2 separate regions of the Mus musculus genome follow, and region 2 is linked to region 1. Evidence: chromatin loops called from intact Hi-C (ENCODE). Cell type or tissue: heart. All regions are shown on one strand. Each heading gives the region's core, and the rest is flanking DNA. Links, peaks and the distances in the headings are about the cores only.

The links. Peaks named below come from ENCODE experiments on the same cell type or tissue, not always from the same donor. Only the 100,000 strongest peaks of a DNase experiment are listed, where the experiment ranks them.
Region 2: a loop joins it to region 1, with 6 times the contacts of the local background. A loop is called at or near these places in 10 of 42 quality-filtered maps.

The regions. Positions count from the first base shown.
Region 1 is chr13:50,943,741-50,954,831 of GRCm38, forward strand. It overlaps the pseudogene Gm8779. Among named protein-coding and RNA genes, the nearest start is that of 1700048B10Rik, 15 kb to the left of the region's middle. In heart, for the core only: a CTCF peak has its summit at 5,970 (motif pointing right); a DNase peak (open chromatin) is centred at 5,981.
Region 2 is chr13:51,186,214-51,197,304 of GRCm38, forward strand. No RefSeq gene overlaps it. Among named protein-coding and RNA genes, the nearest start is that of Gm46414, 17 kb to the right of the region's middle. In heart, for the core only: a CTCF peak has its summit at 5,726 (motif pointing right); no DNase peak of the experiment used is centred there.

The DNA of each region.
Region 1 (11,091 bases), core at 3,606-8,605:
AGACCATAGCTCCAATCGCTTAATTTGGAGTGGTTTTGGTCACTTGGTGTGTTATGGTTGTTATCATCGACAGCATTAGATTGTTTTGTTTGAATTATTGTATCTTAATAGATTAATTTAAGGATTTTGTTTAATTAGTGTACTCTATATTTATAGAAGGGTAAGGTATTTTGTTTAATCACTCTATATTGATAGAATTTTAAGGTTGTTTTGTTAGACTATTGTTTGACTATACTGTACATGAGCCATTTACTGAAAATGTGATGGTTCTTACAACTATTTCTATTGTGTATAGATTGTTAATGTGAGAATGAAGGGCAATTCTTAAACAGAAAGGGGGATATGAAGTGAAAACTTAAGGGTTCTTTGGAAAGTCAGTTGTGTTGAATAGTTTTCTGCTGGGGCAAACATGTGAAGGAATATTTTTGACACAGGTGAAAGGATGTTTTGCTAAAGCAAGCACGTGAAAGACCATGTGATGAAGGATTCTTCCATAATGACATGCATGTATTGGTCCACCTTACATTGTACAGTTGAGCTCCATTTGTCGGGACTCCGCAGAGAGAAACGCACCAAAAAACTTGTGGTGGTGTGCTGTGGCTTCTTACTGGCAGAGTGATGTCAGCTGAGACAGACTCACTTTCTGAGGCAAGACACGTGGGAAGGGAGACCTGTAGAGGACATGTGATGTTTGAAGGGAGTATAAATAGGATTCAAGGGACTGGGAGAAGATCTGACTTGCTTGCATTGCTAATCTCTTTGGGGCTCCCATCTTTGCTGATCTTCACTTTGTCCAGAGAGACACAGTTAAGAAATGCTCCTTGCATCCCTGCTGGTCCAAATGCCTTCTGCTGATGGGTGTCTATTCAGCTGAGGCCTAGCTGTTCCTGCTAGCTCATGCCACCCCTGCTGCTATTCCGACAATACCGAACTGGACTGTTTGTTTATCCTTTAAGTGTTTGCAAGTGGATAGAGCTGCCGCTGCTGACCTGTAAACTGAACTGCTGATTTCTTGACAATGCAGATGATATTTGCCCTCAGGAACCATTTCTAAAGGGTCCACTCCCCCAGTAGCCTTTCTTATCCACTACCTCTAGTGACTGGTGGGCTAAAAGGGTGGTTAAAGCATTATAAAACCATCATTAAAAGTAGCCTTGAAAAAAATACAGTTAGAGGCTACAGATTTTTTTTAAATTAATTTTGTATCCAGTCACTTTGCTGAGATGTTTATCACCTGTAGGAATTCTCTGATATAATTTTTGTGGTCATCCATGTATACTATCATATCATCTGAGAATAATGATACTTTGACTTCTTCCTTTCCTATTTGTATCTCCTTGATCTCCTTTGTTTGATAGCCCCAGCTAGAACTTTAAGTACTATGTTGGATACACAGGGAGAGAGTGGGCAGCCTTGTCTTGTCTCTGATTTTAGTGGAATTGCTTAAGTTCCTCTCCATTTAATTTGATGTCGGCTATGGGCTTGCTATATATTGCCATCATTATGTTTAGGTATGCACTTTGTATCCCTGATGTCTCTAGTAATATGAAATGTTGTTGGACGTCTCAAAGTTTTTTTTCAGCATCTAGTGAAATGATTCTGTGCGGTGTTTCTCCTTTCAGTGTTTTAATATGGTGGATTACCATGATGGAATTTTTGTTTGTTTGGTTGGTTTTTGGTTTTTCAAGACAGGGTTTCTCTGTATAGCCCTGGCTGTCCTGGAACTCACTTTATAGACCAGGCTGGCCTCGAACTCAGAAATTCGCCTGCCTCTGCCTCCCGACTGCTGGGATTAAAGGCGTGCACCACCACGTCTGGCTCCATGATGGAATTTTATATATGAAGCCATCCCTGCCTCCCTGGGATGAAGCTTACTTGATCATGGTGGATGGTGTCTTTGATGTGTTCTTAGATCTAGTTTACAAGTATCTTGTTGAGTATTTTGATGTCAATGTCGATAAATGAAATTAATCTGAAATTCTCTTTCTTTGTTGAGTCTTTGTGTGACCTAGGTGTCAGTGTGATTGTAGCCTCATAGAATGAGTTTTGCAATGTTTCCTCTGTTTCTATTTTATTGAGTAGTTTAAGACATATTGGTGTTAGCTATTCTTTGAAAGTCTGGCAGAATTCTGTTCGAAAACCTTCTTCTGGCCCTGGGTTTGTTTTAGTGTCAGTGTTGTAGGGACCATGTTCAAGAAGACCTTGTTCCTAGCACAGTATGTGGGGTAGTGTCTAGTAAGACAAGGTAACAATGTATGGAAGGTTGACAAAGGTTGTCTAGCTGAGCCCAGTGCATAACAGTGTGTGTGTGGTGGCAGAGATCAGGGAGAGGTGTCCAGGAGGACCTGATTCTTGGCAGTCTTTGTGGAGTGTATGTGTTTGTGTGTGTGTGTGTGTGTGTGTGTGTGTGTGTGTATGTGTGTGTGTTTGTGTGTGTGTGTTTGTGTGTGTGTGTGTTTGTGTGTGTGTATGTGTGTGTATGTGTGTGTGTGTTTGTGTGTGTGTATGTGTGTGTGTATGTGTGTGTGTGTGTTTGTGTGTGTGTGTTTGTGTGTGTGTGTGTATGTGTGTGTGTATGTATGTATACTGCTGTCCTGAAACATCATGTGTACCTGGAACATGGCAGAGGACTACCAGCAGGGAGGGGCAAATACCTAAAAGTGAATGTTGGTTAGTGATGGAGGTGTGACAGAACCTGATACCAAGAGGTGTATTTGAGTTTGCAGAGCCCAGCAAGGCCTGCCAAACACATGTGGCTTTGGCTTCAGCAGAAGGGTATATCTTCAGAGGTCTGCTATCTAACAGTGTATGGCGGGTAAGAGGACTACATGCCCTGACACCTAGATGTGTGTATGTGGCAATGGCCCTTGTGTGTCCAGCTGGGCATGATGCCTAGTGGTCTTTGTGGGGTGGCAGAAGTGAATGTGTGTCTAGAAGACTCTGATATCCAACATTGTATGTGAAATGGTAGCCTGGGAGTGTTGTCCAGCAAAGCCTGATCTCTAAAAATTTTGGTGGGAGGGCATCACGTGATAGTTCAGCATAGTTTAAATAACACCAGTGTAGTTTGGGTGGAAATGGTGAGGGACTAACAACAAACCCAATATGTGTGGTTTGGGAAAGGGCATAGGTCAGTAGAACCTGGCACATATTTGTGTATATAGATCTGCAGAAGATTGTGCAGCCTGGCCTCAAACTCAGTACCTGTGGTGCTGGACAGCATGGAGAGGGTCTCAGGCATGGGACGCACGGTTTCTAGATGGAGTGGTTATGGAGTCTGCTAGAGGGCCTGACATCCAGCTGTGACTGTGATGGGTATCTTTTTTTTTTTTTTTTTGGACTCTGTGAAGGTCATCTCTGTTCTTCCTCACCTGCCTGAGGCATTCTCTGGCTTTAATATAGATCTGCAAGCCTATATCTGTGCAGAATAAGGAGGTTGGCAGAGAGAGGAACTGTGGGAAAAATTCAAAGGTGGGAGAGATTCGCCAGCCAGACATGGAGGAAGTCAGATGTACTGAGTGAGAGGTAATGGGACAGGTGGCAAATGTGGATTAGCATAAACAGATTAATTAAATTGTACACACTAGTTGGGAGGTAGCAAGCTGTCTTAGTCGGGGTTTCTATTCCTGTACAAAACATCATGACCAAGAAGCAAGTTGGAGAGGAGAGGGTTTCTTTAGCTTACACTTCCACGTTACTGTTTATCACCAACGGAAATTAGGACTTGTACTGGCTGGTTTTGTTTCCACTTGACACAGGCTGGAGTTATCACAGAGAAAGGAGCTTCAGTTAAGGAAATGCCTCCATGAGATCTGGCTGTAAGGCATTTTCTCAATTAGTGATCAAGGGGGGAGAGCCCCTTGTGGGTGGTGCCATCTTTGGGCTGGTAGTCTTGGGTTCTATAAGAAAGCAAGCTGAGCAAGCCAGGGGAAGCAAGCCAGTAAGGAACATCCCTCCATGGCCTCTGCATTAACTCCTGCTTCCTGACATGCTTGAGTTCAAGTCCTGACTTCCTTTGGTGATGAACAGCAATGTGAAAGTGTAAGCTGAATAAACCCTTTCTTGGTCATGTTATTTTCTGCAGGAATGGAAACCCTGACTAAGACAGTACTGGAACTCACGAATAGCCTCTCATAGGCTCTCTTCATGGTGCCAAGCCTCAACTCCTTTGCATGACCCCTTCAGTCCTGGGACATCAATTGCAACTGAGGCTGCACTTTCACTAGTGGCCTTCCATGGCCTCTCACAGCACAGAACCTCAGCTGCTCTTCATGACTACTTCATGTCTTCAAAACCAGTATCACCTGGGTGACTCTTACACATTTCCAAGTCCAGCTGTAGCACGAGGTACAACCTTGGCTATCTCTGGAACACAGCCTCTTTGTGCTCTCAGGAAACATTTCCCAGAATATTTGATGCTGGTCTCTTCTTAATCACCACTAACTTCTTAGTTCCAGCTAACCAGCACCAATAATCTCAGTAATGCAAAGGTTTCGCTTTAGTAGTTCTGGTATCTTGTTAATCACAGCTGATTCTTCAGCCCCAGCTAGCCAAAACCACAGAATCTTCACAATCAAAATAGCAACGGCCCTGATAAGAGTCTTAATCTTCCCTCTGAAATTTCACAAGCCAGGTCTCCATCATTTGCACTTCTCTCAACATTATCTTCCAAGCTCCTACACAACATCCCACAGAGCTCTTAACATTCCAATGGCTCTTCTAGTTCAAAGTTCCAAAGTCCTTCCACAGTTCTCCCAAAACATGGTCAGGTTATCACAGGAATACCCCACTATGCTGGTAGCAGTTTGTCTTAGTCAGGGTTTGTATTCCTACACAAAACATCATGACCAGGAAGCAAATTGAAGAGGAAAAGTTTTATTCAGCTCACACTTCCACACTGCTGTTCATCACCAAAGGAAGTCAGGACACGAACTCACACAGGGCAGGAACCTGGAGGCAGGAGCTGATGCAGAGGCCATGGAGGGTGCTGCTTACTGGCTTGCTTCCCTTGACTTACTCAGCTTGCTTTCTCATAGAACCCAGGACTACCAGCCCAGGGGGCCCTTCCCAACCCCCACCCCCACCCCCACCCCCCACCCCCGACCTCCCACCCACCTTGATCACCAATTGAGAAAATGCCTTGCAGCTGGATCTCATGGAGGCATTTCCTCAAGGGAGGCTTCGTTCTCTGTGATAAGTTCAGCTTGTGTCAGGTTGACACACAACCAGCCAGTAGACAGAGTCTGTATTCTCTTCCTCTGCTTATGTTGCCAGATCAGTCTGTCTGTCTATCTATCTACCTTTTAGCTACTATCCATGATCAAGCATTTATTTATCTTATATCACTGATAATCTACTTAATCTATTCTTATCCTCTGTCTATCACATATATACCTGTCTCTTATCTATCAAATATCTGTCTATATTGTCTATCAATCATCTATCTTTCTACATACAGGGGTTTTTGTTTCATTTTTTTAGACAGGGACTCATTATATAGTTCAAGAAAGCCTATAACTTGCTTTGAATCCCCTCTGGCCTTCAACTCCTACCCTCCTACCTAAGCCTCCTGGGTGTTGGAATTACAGGTAGGAGACACCATTTCTGGCTAGTTTAAGAGACTGGCCTTAAACTCCTGTGTTCAATTAATCCTCCTGCTTCAGAATTCTGAGTAACTGAGAATATGGCGTGCACCATTCTGTCTGGCACTTTCATCCTGCTCAATTTTCCTGGATAACTCCCTGAGGTCACCTAGTGTGCATTCTATTAGATTAGAAGGAAACAGATGATTTCTGGATTTGGAGCAGAGGGTGACCTTAAGATCCTTGATCCTCCTCCTTCACTGTACATTTTAGTGTTTCTGTGCCAAGTGCTCCACCAACAGTTGCTGTAGTGAGAGAGTAACTTCCCTTTCTGATTTCACCTCAGGCCAGGAGTGGATCAAGCAATGGGGAAGACTGCAATATTAGAAGCTGACAGCAGGTGGCACTGTAGGAAAAGGATAAGCATTTTAGAGACAAAACTGTAGTGTGACACATCTGGTGATATGGGTGTGGAACAGCAAGCACCTCTTACACATCCTCAGGTGTTTCTCCCAGGGATGCTTCAGCTCAGACCGGCACTCGCTGTGAGACCCCTTCATCCCCTCTCCTGACATTCACACGTTCCTCATAACCTGGAAGAAAGTTTAGTGAAAAAAGCTTTGATGCTGGTGACCAGGAAAGCAAAGCCATTCTGTTGCTGGTGTTCCCATCACAGGCTCGAGACACACATCAATGGTGCTCTGCAAAGTCTCTGTGGTTGTGAACATGGGGGTCACACACTGTGCTACGACAACACAAACACCTTAGATACTGTCTTCATGGAAGTGTCCATGCAGTCTCTAGGACTGATAATGGTTGCTTCTCTTGGGGGTTAAATTGAAAGACTGTGTTGGGGCTCTCTTTTTTGTGACGCCTCCTAGGCCATCAGCTGTGTCAAGATGAAGCTAAACATCTCCTTCCCTGCCACTGGCTGTCAGAAATGCATTGAAGTGGATGACGAACGCAAGCTTTACACGTTCTATGAGAAGCGCATGGATACAGAAATTGCTGCTGCTGCTGCTCTTGGTGAAGAGCGAAAGGGTTGTGTGGTCCGGATCAGCAGTGGGAATGACAAGCAAGGTTTTCCCATGAAGCAAGGTGTTCTGACCCATGGCAGAGTGCGCCTGCTGTTGAATAGGGGGCATTCCTGTTACAGACTAAGGAGAACTGGAGAGAGGAAGCGCAAGTCTGTTCGCAGATGCATTGTGGACGCTAATCTCAGTGTTCTCAACTTGGTCATTGTAAAGAAAGGAGAGAAGGATATTCCTGGACTGACAGATACTACTGTGCCTTGTCGGTTGGGACTTAAAAGAACTAGTAGAATCCGAAAGCTTTTTAATCTCTCCAAAAAGATGATGTCCGCCAGTATGTTGTCAGGAAGCCCTTAAACAAAGAAGGTAAGAAGCCCAGGACCAAAGCACCCAAGATTCAATCAATGTCTTGTTACTCTACGGGTCCTGCAACACAAACGCTGACATATTTCTCTGAAGAAACAACGCAAAGAAAAACAAGGAGGAGGCTGCAGATTACGCTAAACTTTTGGCCAAGAGAATGGAGGAAGCCAAAGAAAAGCGCCAGGAACAGATTGCCAAGAGACGTAGGCTGTTCTCCCTAAGAGCCTCTATTTCTAAGTCTGAGTCCAGTCAAAAATGAGTCTTTAAGAGGAACAAATAAATAATGACCTTGAAAAAAAAAGGACTGTGTTTGGGATGTGACCCCTACTTTTTGCAAAGCCAGTGTTTTACAGTATCTGAAAAGAATGTTGTGTGCTCCATCCAAGTGGAGAATGGGGGGGGGGGTACTGCTAAAATATTCTTGGTGGGGTTTTCTTTATTTTTTTTCTTTATTCTTATTAAAGGGATAGGACATCAAGTGAACTAGAATGAGAAACAAAGATGTGGTGACAGTTTGTATATGCTTGGCCCAGTGAGCAGCACTATTCGAAGGTGTGGCCTTGTTGGTATGTCACTGTGGGTGTGGGTTTTAAGACCCTCTTCCTACTTGCCTGGAAGCTAGTCTTCTCCAAGCTGCCTTTGAAGCAAGAGGTGGGACTCTCTGCTCCTCCAACCCTACGTCTCCAATCAAACAACTAGGTATGTAGCCCAGTTGATGGAGAGCTTTCCCAGCATGCACAGAGCCCCAATACCATCCCTGGCACTGCATACCGTGGAGCTGAAAGAGGAGCTCACTCATGCAAAATGAGATCATTCCTATTTCAATCTCTGTTAAGCAGATACTCTGGTCGATGAAGTTTCTGTCTCTACTGGGCTGTGCACATCTCACGGTAGCTCTTGGGGAGATGCCGGACTGAGTTCCTCTTAATCACTGGTCACATTTTTCATCCATCCTTCACTAGATATCCATGAATCGTATCCAAACCATGAGGCAGCCCAAAGGCTCCTGTATTGAATCTGGTTCCTGGTCTCCAGATGGTGGTGCAATTGAGAAACAGTTGGATCGTGGTGGTCTAACCACTCAATGCTCCATCAAAGATCCTTTTGCCATCCATTTCCCTCAAAATGATACAATTCCACGCTTCTTTGAGGCTGACTAAAACTCTATGTCTTTATGCGTTCATCTGTTGGTGGACACCTATGCTAATTGCATCCGTTGGCTGTCGAATATGAAGCAGCGATAAGCATGGGTACAGCAGTATTGTTGTATTTTAATCTAGCTCTCCAGGGGTAGGTGAGCCAGACCTACCAAGGTTCTCCTTTTTCATTTCTGAGAAACTTTCTGATTTCCACTTTGGTTGCACTAATTTATATTCTTAGTGACTTTGCAAATGGATTCCTCCCCTGGCACACGTCGTTGATAGCATGCACTGATTTCTTCATGGTAACCATCCTGACTAGTGAAATGGAATCTCAGTGCATGACTTTACCTGTTTGGGGGTAATTTGAGACAGGTTCTCACCATGTATCCCAAGATGGCTTTAAGTACACAGCGACCCTCCTGCATTAGCCACCAGAATCCTGGGATGACAGGCAAAGACCACTGTGCCCAGTTTCAAGGTAGTTTTGATTTGCATTTCCAAAAGGTAGCGTGTGCCAATTGCTTGGATAGAGCTGGTTCCGTTGGAGCCCATGAACTGTCAGATGTGAGAATCAAGCAAGTATACACAAACATTTCCCTTAATTCTTAGTTAATTCGACTTGTTTCATATTTTCTTCTTTTTTATGAATATTTTAATGAAATCTAAGAAAGCGTAAGACAAATGACTGAGGACATCTTGTTCAAACATGAGGTCCCCTACCTATCTACTTGCCAGGCAGCAGAAACATAAGTGGGCAAATTAAATTTAACTCATTGCCTGCTTGATACAGCGAAGCTTCAAAATGTGGGTGACTTTTCTGTTTTCTCAAAACACACAGTAGCATGTTGTCTTACTCAGGCTTGCCATTGCTGTGAAGAGACACCATGACCGAGGCAACTCTTATAGAGGACAACATTTAATAGGGGCTGGCTTACAGGTTCAGAGGTTCAGTCCATTATCATCAAGGTGGGAGCATGGCAGTATCCAGGCAGGCATGGAACAGGAGGAGCTGAAAGTTCTACATCTTGATCCAAAGGCAGTCAAGAGAAGACTGCCTCTTCCAGGCATCTAGAGAGTCTGACAGCCCACACCCACAGAGAGACACTTCCTCCAACAAGTCTATGCCTACTCCCACAAGGCCATACCTCTAATAGTTAATAGTGCCACTCCCTGCACCATGCATAATTAAACCACACAGCACTAGGTAACAGAGATGGGAGGGTCATAAGTCCTAGGTGATCCTAACCTACACAGTAAGTTCCAGGCCTGTTTAGGCTATATAGCAAGACCTGGCTTAGCTCCACTGAAAATCTACATTTGTACAGGTTTTATTTTCAATTTTTATTGCATTTGTACGTTTATTTTGTGTGTGTGTGTGTAGCCACCCTCATGCTGCAATACACATATGGAAGTCAGAGGACAACCTGCAGGAGTGAGTATTCTCCTTCCACCATGTGCGTCTTAGGTCACTAGGCTTGACAGCAAGGGCCTTTATTCACAGAGCCATCTCACTGGCCCTGGGGACCATTTCTGTCTAACACAGAAAGAGAGCTTCCTCGGACTAGATGGTTCCTTTTTGATGTTCGACCCATAAACTCTGAAAAAACTGGTCTGTCACAAAATCATATTTCGAAATTGTAAAATAGGAAGAATTCTCTTTTCTCCCAGGAAATAATCAGAAGATGAGAGTAAAGAACGCATTACCCTGACACAGGAGTTAATGTGCCACTTTGTGTTCTTCGAGCAGACCATGCGAAGCTTGTAAAGACTGAAGGGCTGTTCCAGAGCTGGAGGTGGGACAACACAGGAAGAAAAAGGAGAACCCATTAGAACAACAAAATTTCTCTTTAGAAGACCAGTCAAATCACACAGGACTTTCTTGGTTTTTCCACTAAAAACTAAGTTATTTGGAATCCAACTTTGATTTCTTAGGTTCAAATTCCTTCTGTGTTTTCAAATCACTTCCCCAGGTCCAGAGAGTTGACTCCGTGATTATGAGCACACTCCTGCAGAGGACTCTGTTTGTTTCTCACCACCCACATAAAAGTTACAACCACCTGTGACTCCAGTTCCAGGGGATCCAACGCCCTCTTCTGACCTCCATGGGCATTGCACACATGTAATACACACACTCGCACGCAGACAAATACTTATACAACATAAAATAAAAGTAAATAAGCTTTAAAATCATATTTCGTTAGGGATGGAGAGATAGCTCAGTGATTAAGAGCACTCGCAGAGGTTTAATTCCCAACACCCAAATGGTGGCTCACAGCCCCAGAACACAGGGACCCAGCAGGTGTACATGTCGTGCACACACACACACACACACACACACACATAAAACATTCATACACATAAAAAAAACCAAATCTTTAAAACTATTTTCCCAAGGATGAAAGTTTTCATTTACAGTGTGTCCTGGAGTGTTTGTCAATGCTGAACATTTTAGATGAAGTTGGTGTATTAGTAATTTTCTCATTGCTGTGACCAACAAAAATCAATTTAAGAGAGAGGACTCTTCTGACTGACAGCTTAAGAAGGTATTCTAGTCAACATGGTGGTACAGACCCTTAAATCCCAGCCCTCAAGAGGCAAAGCTGGCAGATCTCTGTGAGTTTAAAGTCACCTGATCTAAATAGTGAGTTCCAGGACAGGCAGGGATGCGTAGAAAGACCCTGTCTCAACAAACAGGCGAAACAAGAAGGGATTCTAGCCGGGCGGTGGTGGCGCACTCCTTTAATCCTAGCACTTGGGAGGCAGAGAGGCAGGCAGATTTCTGAGTTCGAGGCCAGCCTGTTCTACAAAGTGAGTTCCAGGACAGCCAGGGATACACAGAGAAACCCTGTCTCGAAAAAAAACAAAAACAAAAAAAAAGGGATTCTATCCATCGTTGTGGGATTGTGGGGGAGGCATAGCAGCAGGATCATGAGGAGGCTGGTCATACTGTTGGTCACACAGTCAGGAAGCAGA
Region 2 (11,091 bases), core at 2,692-7,691, 240 kb after region 1:
GTTGTCTTAGGGTTTTACTGCTGTGAACAGATACCATGACCAAGGCAACTCTTACAAGGACAACCTTTAATTGGGGCTGACTTATAGTTCAGAGGTTCAGTCCATTATCATCAAGGCAGGATGCATGACAACATCCAGGCAGGCATGGTGCAGGAGGAGCTTAGACTTCTACATCTTGTTGAAGGCAAACAGGAGAAGACCTACTTCTAGGCAGCTAGGATGAGGATCTTAAAGTCCATGCCCACAGTGACACACTTCCTCCAACAAGGCCACACCTCTAATATTGCCACTACAAACCATCACAGAAGCGAGCCACTCCCAGTGAAAACTCCAATTTTATTCACTCTGTTAAGTGAACTCATTACGTCCCATTTCCAGATGTTGAGACAAAAGTCACCACACACAGGCTCTTAAGCATCAAACCTGTTAATAAAGAGAGCAAAAGTACATTCCTGCTGATAACCTTTCCCTCAAGTTATTGAGCCACACACACCACACAGACACACAGACACACACACACGCACACACAAAATATGTATATATGTTTTTAGTCTGGTCAATTTTAGCGTGTGATGGTTTTTGTTTATAAGTTTTTAAATAATAACTTAAAAAAAGTTGTGTGTGTGTGTGTGTGTATAGGTATTTGTCTATGAGAATGTATGCCACATGTGTTTATATGTCCCTAGAGGCAAGAAGGTGTTGATTTCCTGGAGCTAGAGATCTGGGCCATTGTGAGCCAGCAGATGTAGGTGCTGGGATCTGAACTCTAGTCCTCTTGAAGAGCAGCAAGTACTGTAAATAATGAGCCTCTGTCTAGCCCCAGAGATGGTCACTTTTTTTTAAAAGATTTATTTATTTATTTTATGTATATGAATACACTGTAGCTGTCTTCAGACACACCAGAAGAGGGCATCAGATCCTATTACAGATGGTTGTGAGCCGCCATGTGGTTGCTGGGAATTGAACTCAGGACCTCTGGAAGAGCAGTCAGTGCTCTTTACCACTGAGCCATCTATCCAGCCCCCGAGATGGTCACTTTTAATCTTCCCTATCTTAGCCAAGGTTTCTATTGTTGCAATGAAACACCATGACCAAAAAGCAAGTCGGGAGGAAAGGTTTTATTCAGTTTACACTTCCATGTTGCTATTCATAACTGAAGGAAGTCAGGACAGGAACTCAAGCAGACTGGAATGTGGAGGCAGAGATTGTTGCAGAGGCCGTGGAGGGATGCTGCATACTGACTTGCTCCCCATGGCTTGCTCAGCTTGCTTTCTTATAGAACCCAGGACTACCAGCCCAGGGATGGCACCACCCACAATGGGCTGGCTAAGCCCCTCCCCATTGATTACTAATTGAGAAAATGTCTCTCAGCTGGATCTTATGAAGGGATTTCCTCCATGGAGGCTCTTTCCTCTCTGAAGACTCTAACTTGTGTCAAATTGACACAGAAAACCAGCCAGCACATCCCTTTTGGCTGTTTTGTTTGTGAGTGATTTGCATGCTTCCAGTCAGTGGGCTTATATTATTATTGTTTGATCAGTGTCAGACATTGTGAGCTAGATCTCCACAATGACAGATTTTTTTTTAATCTCACGCATCTATACTTTTGATCACACATTCAAATACAGTTACATCAACACGCTATACAAGATTAGGGAAGTGATATGAACATTGTTTTTTGAGGCCCCGTGGAGTAAATGCATATATAATGTGGACATTTCTGCCTTGCTATTCCCCTTGTTTTTTTTTTTTTTTTTTTAAAGATTTATTTATTTATTATATGTAAGTACACTGTAGCTGTCTTCAAACACTCCAGAAGAGGGAGTCAGATCTTGTTACGGATGGTTGTGAGCCACCATGTGGTTGCTGGGATTTGAACTCTGGACCTTCGGAAGAGCAGTCGGGTGCTCTTACCCACTGAGCCATCTCACCAGCCCACCCCTTGTTTTCCACTTGTATAATTTTCTAGCTACATTTTGTTATATTGTCTCAAAATGTTTGATTTCAATTATTTGCTTTTTTTAGTTTCTCTCTTTCCCCAGATACCTTCACTTCTGGAAACTTCTATAAACCCATCAAATCCAGACTGTTTGATCTCTATGCCCGTGGCATCTTTTTTACTTGCTGCGGCTTCCCCTCAACTCTCCCAGGTTAGAGTCAATATTTCTTTGCTTTCGTGTTTTCTCAGTTTTGCCCAGGATCTCCTTCAGTAGTTATTTAGGGAAGGTGCAGGAAGGATCAGTTATGTGAAGTACTGAAGTACGAGGAGAGGCATGGAAACGTCTTTAATGCTTTGTACGCTGGACAAATGTGTTGTCGAGCCTAGAACCCCAAGTTGAAAGGAATTTTTCCTCAGAATTATCTAGGGATTCGACTCTTCACAGGGATTCAAGGCAATCAACACCTTCACTGATCCCAAGGTGCAAAGTTTAAGAGTCTAACATGGTTCTTTGCACATTCCCACCCCACAGGCCACTCATCAGCTCACCTGACAAGGATCCAGGACCTGGTGTGCGAGAACAGTCACTCTGTGTTTATGACAAGTTTGTCTGGAGGGCTGCTGGGCCCCATTCTATACAAATAGTATTTGCCTGTATCATGGTGCCTAGTGGCTGAGGAGATGCTGAGGCAATAAACTGTGTGCCACCCAAGCATAAGGACCTCAGTTGGGTCCCCAGAACCAAAAAAAAAAAAAAAAAAGCTGGGCATGGGGCGGACACACACATACACAGTGCCAGAGAAAGAGAGAGACAGAGACAAAGACAGAGAGTCCTGACTGGCTGACAGGCCTGGAACTCACTGTGTAGACTAGGCTAGCTTCAAACTCAGAGATCCTCTTCCCTGAGACTGGTTTCTAAGCGTCTGTTCGCCTCTGGTCCCTTACTGCACCACACTGATCCCAGAGCAGGTGGGGTGGGGCTGGGGTCAAAGCAGCTGAGCAACCGTGTTCCCCACTGAATGCCCTTCCCGTCCCTTCTCGCCTAAACTCTTCCAGGCCAGAGTGCCACAGGCTATGGTGTCTAAAGCCCTTGTAAGAGACTGGTTCTCTAAGGTGACAACCCCTACCCACACCTGGTGGTTATCCTCCACCCACCTAGGAAAGACCAAAGAGCATATGGAGAGAGTAAGAAAGGGGACCCCTCCCATTGAGAGCTCCAAAACCTTGGGATTGAAAACATTTTCTCTGGGAAGTAAACTGGGTCCTCAGAGGAAGCCTCTGGCCAAGGGTTGCTGATCAGTGACAACCCTGACTTAGGAAGGAGAAGTCTGGAGCTGAGCCAGCTCCTGGGACACCTGGCTGCAGGAGCTAACAAGGCCAGAATGGAGCTGGTTTCTGAAATTACCAAGGCCTTACCAAATATAGAGAAACTAACAGAGTAGCCAATCAGAATTGTACTAACATCACTGCTCTGCCTCTACCAATCATATTAGAGGTTACCTAACCCTTCTGGGAGATTCCCCTAGCCCTGCATAAAAGGACCTGTGAGTTCCTCGAGTCTTCACCATTTTGATGAACGATTGACCCCCAGATGCTGGCAATTTCTGCAGAGTAAACGCTCTTTGCCTTTGCATACTATTTGAGTCTGGACTCTTCCTTAACCACTCTTGGACCCTAATACCACCAACCCTCCTGGGTTGTTCATTTCCACCTGCATACCATGTCACATGTGTACCAATGGACACATGTACGCATGCACGTGTGCACACGCACGCACGCATGCGAGCGTGTGCACGCACACACACACAAGTAAATAAGGTGATAATAAATTAAAAGAATAAATAAAACAAAACAAAACCTTGCCTTTGCCAAGTGGCCATTAGTGAGAGGCTCTTCTGCTTTTCACTATAGCAGAATTCTAGCTTTAAAGAAATCGCTTAAAGGAGCCAGAGTAGAAGTTCTAAGAGTGAATGTTTGTCACTTGTCATAGTGGCAAAGTCAGAGCACGTCCCTAGGTGTTCAAACTCAAGGTGTCTGGTCTTCACTCGAGGAAGGAAGTCTTTACCCTGCTATGGGGGTCTCTGAGAAAGAAGACAGTGTGCCAACAAGAGGAGACTGGGGGCTCCTCAGGGAGTAAACTGAGCAAACAGATTAAGAGGGATGTTGTTAAATGCACTGTATCTGGCACAGTCCCTGAAAGACTGACAGAGGCAGGACTGGAAGCTCCGAGCTTCCCTAGCTCAGCTGAGGACACCAAGGACACTGGGAGACCAGCCCTGTCACTTGCTGCCCCAAGCCAATGCCAATTCATCTCAACACCTGCTCACTCCCTGATTTTGGACAGAGTTTGGCTTCCTGAGAGTCACTGTAACAGGCTTCTGAGGGCCACTGTGACAGGCTGCTGCTGCTGCTGCTTCTTCTCCTCCTCCTCCTCCTCCACCTTCTCCTCCTCCTCCTCCTCCTCCTCCTCCTTCTCCTTCTCCTATGCCTGCACGCCAGAAGAGGGCGCCAGATCTCATTGTAGATGGTTGTGAGCCACCCTGTGATTGCTGGGAATTGAACTCAGGACCTCTGGGAAGAACATTCAGTGCTCTCAACCATTGAGCCATCTATCCAGTTCCCTGTGACAGGTTTCTGAGGGTCACTGTGACAGGCGTCTGAGGGCATTCTGAGCAGCGAGTGGGGAGAACGGGGGCCCAGGGCAGCACAGCCCTGTGCAACTTCTTTCCAACCAGCCCTACGATTTCACAAGAAGGGAATATGCTCACAGTACATAAGGCTCAGGTGTTCTGGGACTAAAACCCTGGAATTCTAGATCAAAGTCGTCTGTCTGTCCAGGCGTCTTTCCAGGGCCAGCAGAAGACTGCAACTGTGTCCCCAGTGCCTGTATCTGTTGTTTTGGTAGTTTAGTTCTAGATGAGAGGAATGAGTGGGGCTGGGGAGCATTTCACGGTCAGGGTCTAGGGCAAGAGGGAAGAAATCGCTTATGCCTTTGTTCTTGTGATTCTACGAAAAGGAAAAACAGTTGTGTAGGAACAGGCTCCAAGTAAATGTCCCCTAGAGCAGCAGGCACATAGATGTCCCCACTTCTTCCTCTCCTGTCCTTCAGCTAGACAAGGCCAGTGTGCTAGGACATTCTCACCTCCTTGACAGATGCAAGACAAAGAACCAGGCCTTGTGTCAGATTTTACATGAGTCTCTAGACAGCTTGAGGGAGCAGGGTCTTGGGGTTGACACTCCTGGGAGCCAAATGTTTTCCCTTGCCACTAGAAAGGGAATTTGAACCTCGTTCTCCTCCCTCCTTCCCTCCTCCCCTTTCTCTTTCCCTCCTCTCCCCCCATTTTCCCTTCCCTCCTCAGCTTCTATTCCTGCTTCCTGTTTTGCGCCCCCCCCTTTTCTTTGACAACCTATTGTGGCCCAGGATGACCTCAAACTCAACTCGATATACAGCTGAGAGTGACCTTGAACTTCTGACCCTCCGGCCTTCAGTCCCCAAGTGCTGTTCTTACAGATGTGTGCCAGCACCTCTGTTTATAACATGCTAGGGATGGAACTCAGGGTTTTGTGCAAGCTAGCTGAACACTTTACCAACTGAACCACACCCTTCAGCCCCCCTCTTGCTCTCTTATTTAAAATGCACCCGCATACTGTCAAACAAATAACCAGTCTTCTATCTCTTGGGTTGGTAGATAGGGCTCTAGTATCTCATGAGTTTGTTCCCTAAGAGGAGACTGCATTCACATGTCATAAAGTTTTGAGGGTTTTTAAGAGAACACTCTACCAGCAGGGGGCCCATCACTCCAAGCTAAAAAGAATTCCCCAGGAGGAAAAAAAAATGCAAAATGCTGGAAATACAATAAAGCCAAGAGGTCCCACAGCTGCCCAGTCTCCACAGGCACATGGCATGTGCTGAAAAGTTCTTTCAGCTTACAGGTCTCCCTGGACTCTTTTAATGACTACGTAGTACTCCACCTTGAGAGCCTCAGTTTACTCTCAGATGGTTGAGCATCGGTTGCTGTGCTTTTGAACATCAGATGCAAAATTCTTGTAATATCCTTGTTGCTAATCCCTGCTGATAGACATTTTACCTTTATCTTGTAATTTCCCTTGTGTCTATTCCCAGAAGTGGAATTAGTAGGCCAGAAGATTTTTAAAATACTTATTTTTTTCATGAATTTATTTATTTATTCACTTTATATCCCGATTGCAGCCCCCTCCCTCCTCTCTTTCTGGTCCCACCCTTACAAATCCCTTCTCCCATTACTCTCTCCCCTTCCCAGAGAAGGGAAGGCCCCCACTGGTACCACCCCACCTGGACACATCAAGTCAAAGCAGGACTAAGTGCATCCTCTCCCACTGAGGATGGACCAGACAGTCCAGCCAAGAGGAAGGGAATCTAATGGCAGGCAACAGAGCCAGAGACAGCCCCCACTCCAGCTGTTAGAGGATCCACATAAAGACCAAGCTGCATACCTGCTATGGATGTGTAGGGGGCCTATGTCCAGCCCCTGCATGCCCTTTGGTTGGTGCTTCAGCCTCTGTGAGCCCCCGTGGGTCCAGGTCAGTAGACTATGTAGGTCTTCTTGTGGTGTCTTTGACCACTCCTGCTCCCTTAATCCTTACCCCACCTCTTCCACAAGACTCCCTGAGCTCTGCCTGATGTTTGGCTATGGGTCTCTGCATCTGTTTCCATCTGCTGCTGGATGAAGCCTCCCAGGAGACAATTATGCTAGGTTCCTGTTTGTAGGTATAGCAGAGTATCGTTAATAATGTCAATAAATGACCCTCAACTGAAGAGTGGATAAAAAAAATGTGGTACATATATACAATGGAATGTTAGTCAGCTACTAAAAACAAAGACATCATGAAATTTGCAGGCAAATGGATGGAACTTGAAAATATCATCCTGAGTGAAGTTGCCCCGATCCAGAAAGACACATGGTATATACTCACTTATAAGTGGACATTAGCCATAAAGTACAGGACAACCACACTACAATCCACAGACCCAAAGAAACTAAGTAACAAGGAGGGCCCAAGGGAGGATGCTCGAATCTCACTCAGAAGGGGAAATAAAACAGAGATCGGAGGTGGATGGAGGGAGGGAACTGGGTGAGAAAGGGGGTGAGGAGAGGAACAGGGAATATTTTTATGTTTAAGGATTAATATTTTGTGTGTGTGGCATCTGTACATGAGTGCACACCTGTGTCGAGATCAAAGGTTCATGATGAGTGTTTATCTTAAACACTTCTCCATTTTATTTGTTTTTGTTTGTTTATTTTGAAACAGGGTCTGTCTACACAGCCCTGTCCATCATGGAACTCACAGAGATCCAAGTGCTTGGATTAAAGGTGTATGTCACCATGCCTGGCATTTACTTATTTAGTGTGCATGTGTTTGTGTGAGTGTGTCTGAGTGTGTGTGTTGTGTGTATGCATGTGTCTACCCAAGCCATAGCACTCATGCAGAAGACATAAGACAATGACAAGGAGTTAGTTCTCTCCTCCTGTGTGTTTCCTGTGATAAAACTCAGGTTGACACCACCCCCAGGCCCCCACCCTCCCCCGTAGCAAGCACCAACACCCCTTGAGCCATCACACCAGGCCACTTCTCTTTTTTTTTTTTTTTTTTTTTTTTTGAGGCAGGGTCTCGCGTTGGACCCAGAGTTCAGCATTTTGGCCAGACTGGCTTGCCAGCTCCAGGGATCTGCATGTCTCTTCCCGTGGGGTTACAGGTGCTTGCCGTCCCAGCCTGATTGTCTATGGTTGCCCGGGGTCTGAACTCAGGTGCTCACGCTTGCAAAACAAGTGCTTTGACCACCGAGACATCTCCCCAGCCCTGGAAGATTTTCAAAATATTTATTTTTATTACTTATATATGCGCGTAAGTCTTGCGAGTATGTGTGTAACCGCAGAGACAGGAAGAGGGAGTCGAATCCTTCCCACAAGCTGGAGTTACAGGCAGTTGAGAGTCACGTGATGCCGGTGCCCAGAACTGAACGTAGGTTCTCTGAAAGAGCAGCGGGTACTCTTAAGGACTGAGCTATTTCTGTAGTCTCAATGTGTAAAGATTTTAAGAATTAATCTTTCCTTCCTCTTTCCCTTCCTTCTTTTCTCCTTCCTCATCCTCTACACCCGTCGCCTTCTGTGGTGCTAGGGGCCAAGCTCAGGGCCTCATGCCCCATTCATGTGGGGCACGTGCTCTACTGCGGACACACACACAAACTCCCAGATATTTTTCAAACTTAAAACATGAATGGTTACATTCTAACTATCAAACACGTTGCTCTCATTTGTAATTCCGCTGGTGGCAGAATGTGTGTGCAGGAGTGACTTTCCTGGGGTGTTCTTTCTCTCACAAAGTCTTGGCACGTACGATGCTTTACAACTTAGAGGGTTTAGACCATTCTAAGTTCAGCATGAGAAGCCTCGTCTAACCAGCCCAAGGCCCTGGGTTCCATCTCAGAAACTGGAGGGAGATAAAAGCCACCCCAGAGAGGATCACGTCTCTAACTCTGTCCTTATTTAACGCAGGGGAAAGTAATTGCTTACATGTTCCATTTGCTCTGTTTTCATGGTATCAGTTTTATATTTAAGTCTCCAATATCATCAGTGTTTACTTTGATGTACATCATAAAAGGCTCCAACGTGATTTGTTTTCCAAAAGGGATTGATGTTTTCCCAGCTGCGTGTATTGGCTAGTTTCCATTGGTTTATGAGTCTTAAAAATGTGTTATATTCAGGGCTGGAAAGATGGCTCGGGGGCTAATACGAATTCCTGTTCTTCTAGAAGAACTGAGTTCAGTTCCCAGCGCCCGTGTCAGGCAGCTCACAAACACCTATGATTCCAGCTCCAGGGGATCAGATGCCCTCTTCTACCCTCTGTGGCAACCCTTCATATGTACCATGCATCCATATGCATATAAATAGAAGTAAATAAACCACATACCTAGCATACATTCATATACATGTAAATAGAAGTAAATACGGTTAAATGAAAGCGGTTTATGTTCTTATCTATAGACTGTTGTAGTGGCAGAATCAGAAGACGTCATGAAGACTGTCCTCCTTGGGTCTGTAAACATGATGCATTTTCCTTGTGTGACTGTGTTACCTGGCACAGTTGACCGTGGGTCAGGGAGACGATTTGGTGGACTACCCTTGTCACATGGGACCGTCTTTGGCTATACTGGCCCTGAGAGAAAGCAAGGCATGGAAGGGGACAGATGAGATCAGTCAATCTGGACATGAATCCACTTAGTGCTGCATGCTAGAGTGTTCACTGGTCTCTTTTTAAGGACTTTATTTATTCTTATTTCACATGTGTGAGAACTTTGCTCGTGTGCATGTCAGCATGCCACAATGTATTCAGTGCCTGCGGACACCAGGAGAGGGTGTCTGTCTCCTGCAGCTGGAATCACAGGCCGATGAATTTGTGAGCGTGAGGACCATATGTTCAGAAGACAACATTACAAGACAACCTCCTCATCCTCCAGCTTTTGTCCTCTCTGCCTCCTCTCCATGATGTCTCTTGAGCTTTGGGTTGCAGCTTTATATAGATGTCCCCTTCAGGGCTGAGCCCTAAGCTACATTTTACCCATAGCAACATTTAGTCTAGGGTTAGTTATTCCCCACCACACAAGCATGATTTCTGCAGGGAGCCTGCCTTCGAATCTAAGATGTGTGAGGTTCCTCACTCACTGGCTGGTGAAGACACATGGTAATCTTGGCCCTGGGCAAGTGATGAGTAATTTTCTAAACCAGTTGGCCTAGGCTAGAGTCCTCCTGAAGAAGGGGTAGCTATTCAGCTGAGCTGTCAGAGACAGCTCTCCACAGAGTTTGGGAATTCTCTTTGAAGCTCTTTGTCTGTCTGTCTGTCTGTCTGTCTGTCTGTCTGTCTGTCTGTTTATGGGCCTAGCTGCCTTATCTCCAGCACTACTGTATTCTCAACTTGAGGAACCCACTGGTTTCTACATGGTTCTGCCAAGCTTTAGGCCCTGGTGGGTTTGCATAACTGACTGCTCACTATAATCCTTCACTATCTGTGTTCAGGGCAGTGAGTCCGTGTATATGTATATATGAGTATGTGTGTGTGTGTGTGTGTGTGTGTGTAGAATCTTGGGTGCTATTCCTCACCATCACTATACACCTTTTTCTGTTTGTTAGGTTTTTTGTTTGTTTGTTTGTTTGGTTGGTTTTAAAGATTTATTTATACACTGTAGCTGTCTTCAGTCACACCAGAAGAGGGCATCAGATCTCATTACAGACGGTTGTGAGCCACCATGTGGTTGCTGGGATTTGAACTCAGAGCCTCTGGGAAGAGCATTCAGTGCTCTTAACCTCTGAGCCATCTATCCAGTTCCTGTTTGTTAGGGTGGCTAGTCAGTGAGTCCCAGGGATCTGTCTGTCAGCTTCCTCAGGTCTTGGATTTTAAGTGAGCGCCATTCCACCCCTATTTTAAATGTGTCTTCTAGGGCTCAAACTCAGTTCCTTATGCCTGTGAGGCAAGAGTTTTCCTAACTGAGCACCCCTAACCACCTCTTCTGAGAAGTCATGGCTTGTAAGGTAGACAGCATCGCCAGGAGGAAATCGGTCTGCTCTGAGGACCTGCGCTCGTGATCTCCACACCACACAGCCAATGACAACATGCATTTCCAAAAAGAAAAATGGTTTATGCACATTTCTATAAATGCATGGTCGAACACACTGGTGGTTCTCAACCTGTGGGTCGAGACCTCTTTGGGGTCAAATGACATTTTCACAGGGGTTGCCTAAGACCATCAGAAAACACAGATATTTCCATTACAACTCATAATAGTAGCAGAATGACAGTTAAGAAGTAGCAATGGAAATAATTTTATGGTTGGGGTCACCACAGCATGAGGAACTGAATTAAAGGGTCAAAGTTTGAGAAGTGCTGGTCTAAAGTTTCTACCTAACTGGGCACATGGTGGGAGTATACAGGTAGATGGAGGATCTTCTGCTACACCTGGGAAGAAATAATCTGGATCGATAGACATAAACCCGTGAGCTCCGTGAACTTGACAGAATGGGTTGGCTTGTGTCGGGTACGGTGCCATGTTCTGTATTCTCAGAACTTGTGAGGCAGAGGCAGGTAGATACAGAGTTCAAGGCCAGCCTGGGCTTCACAGT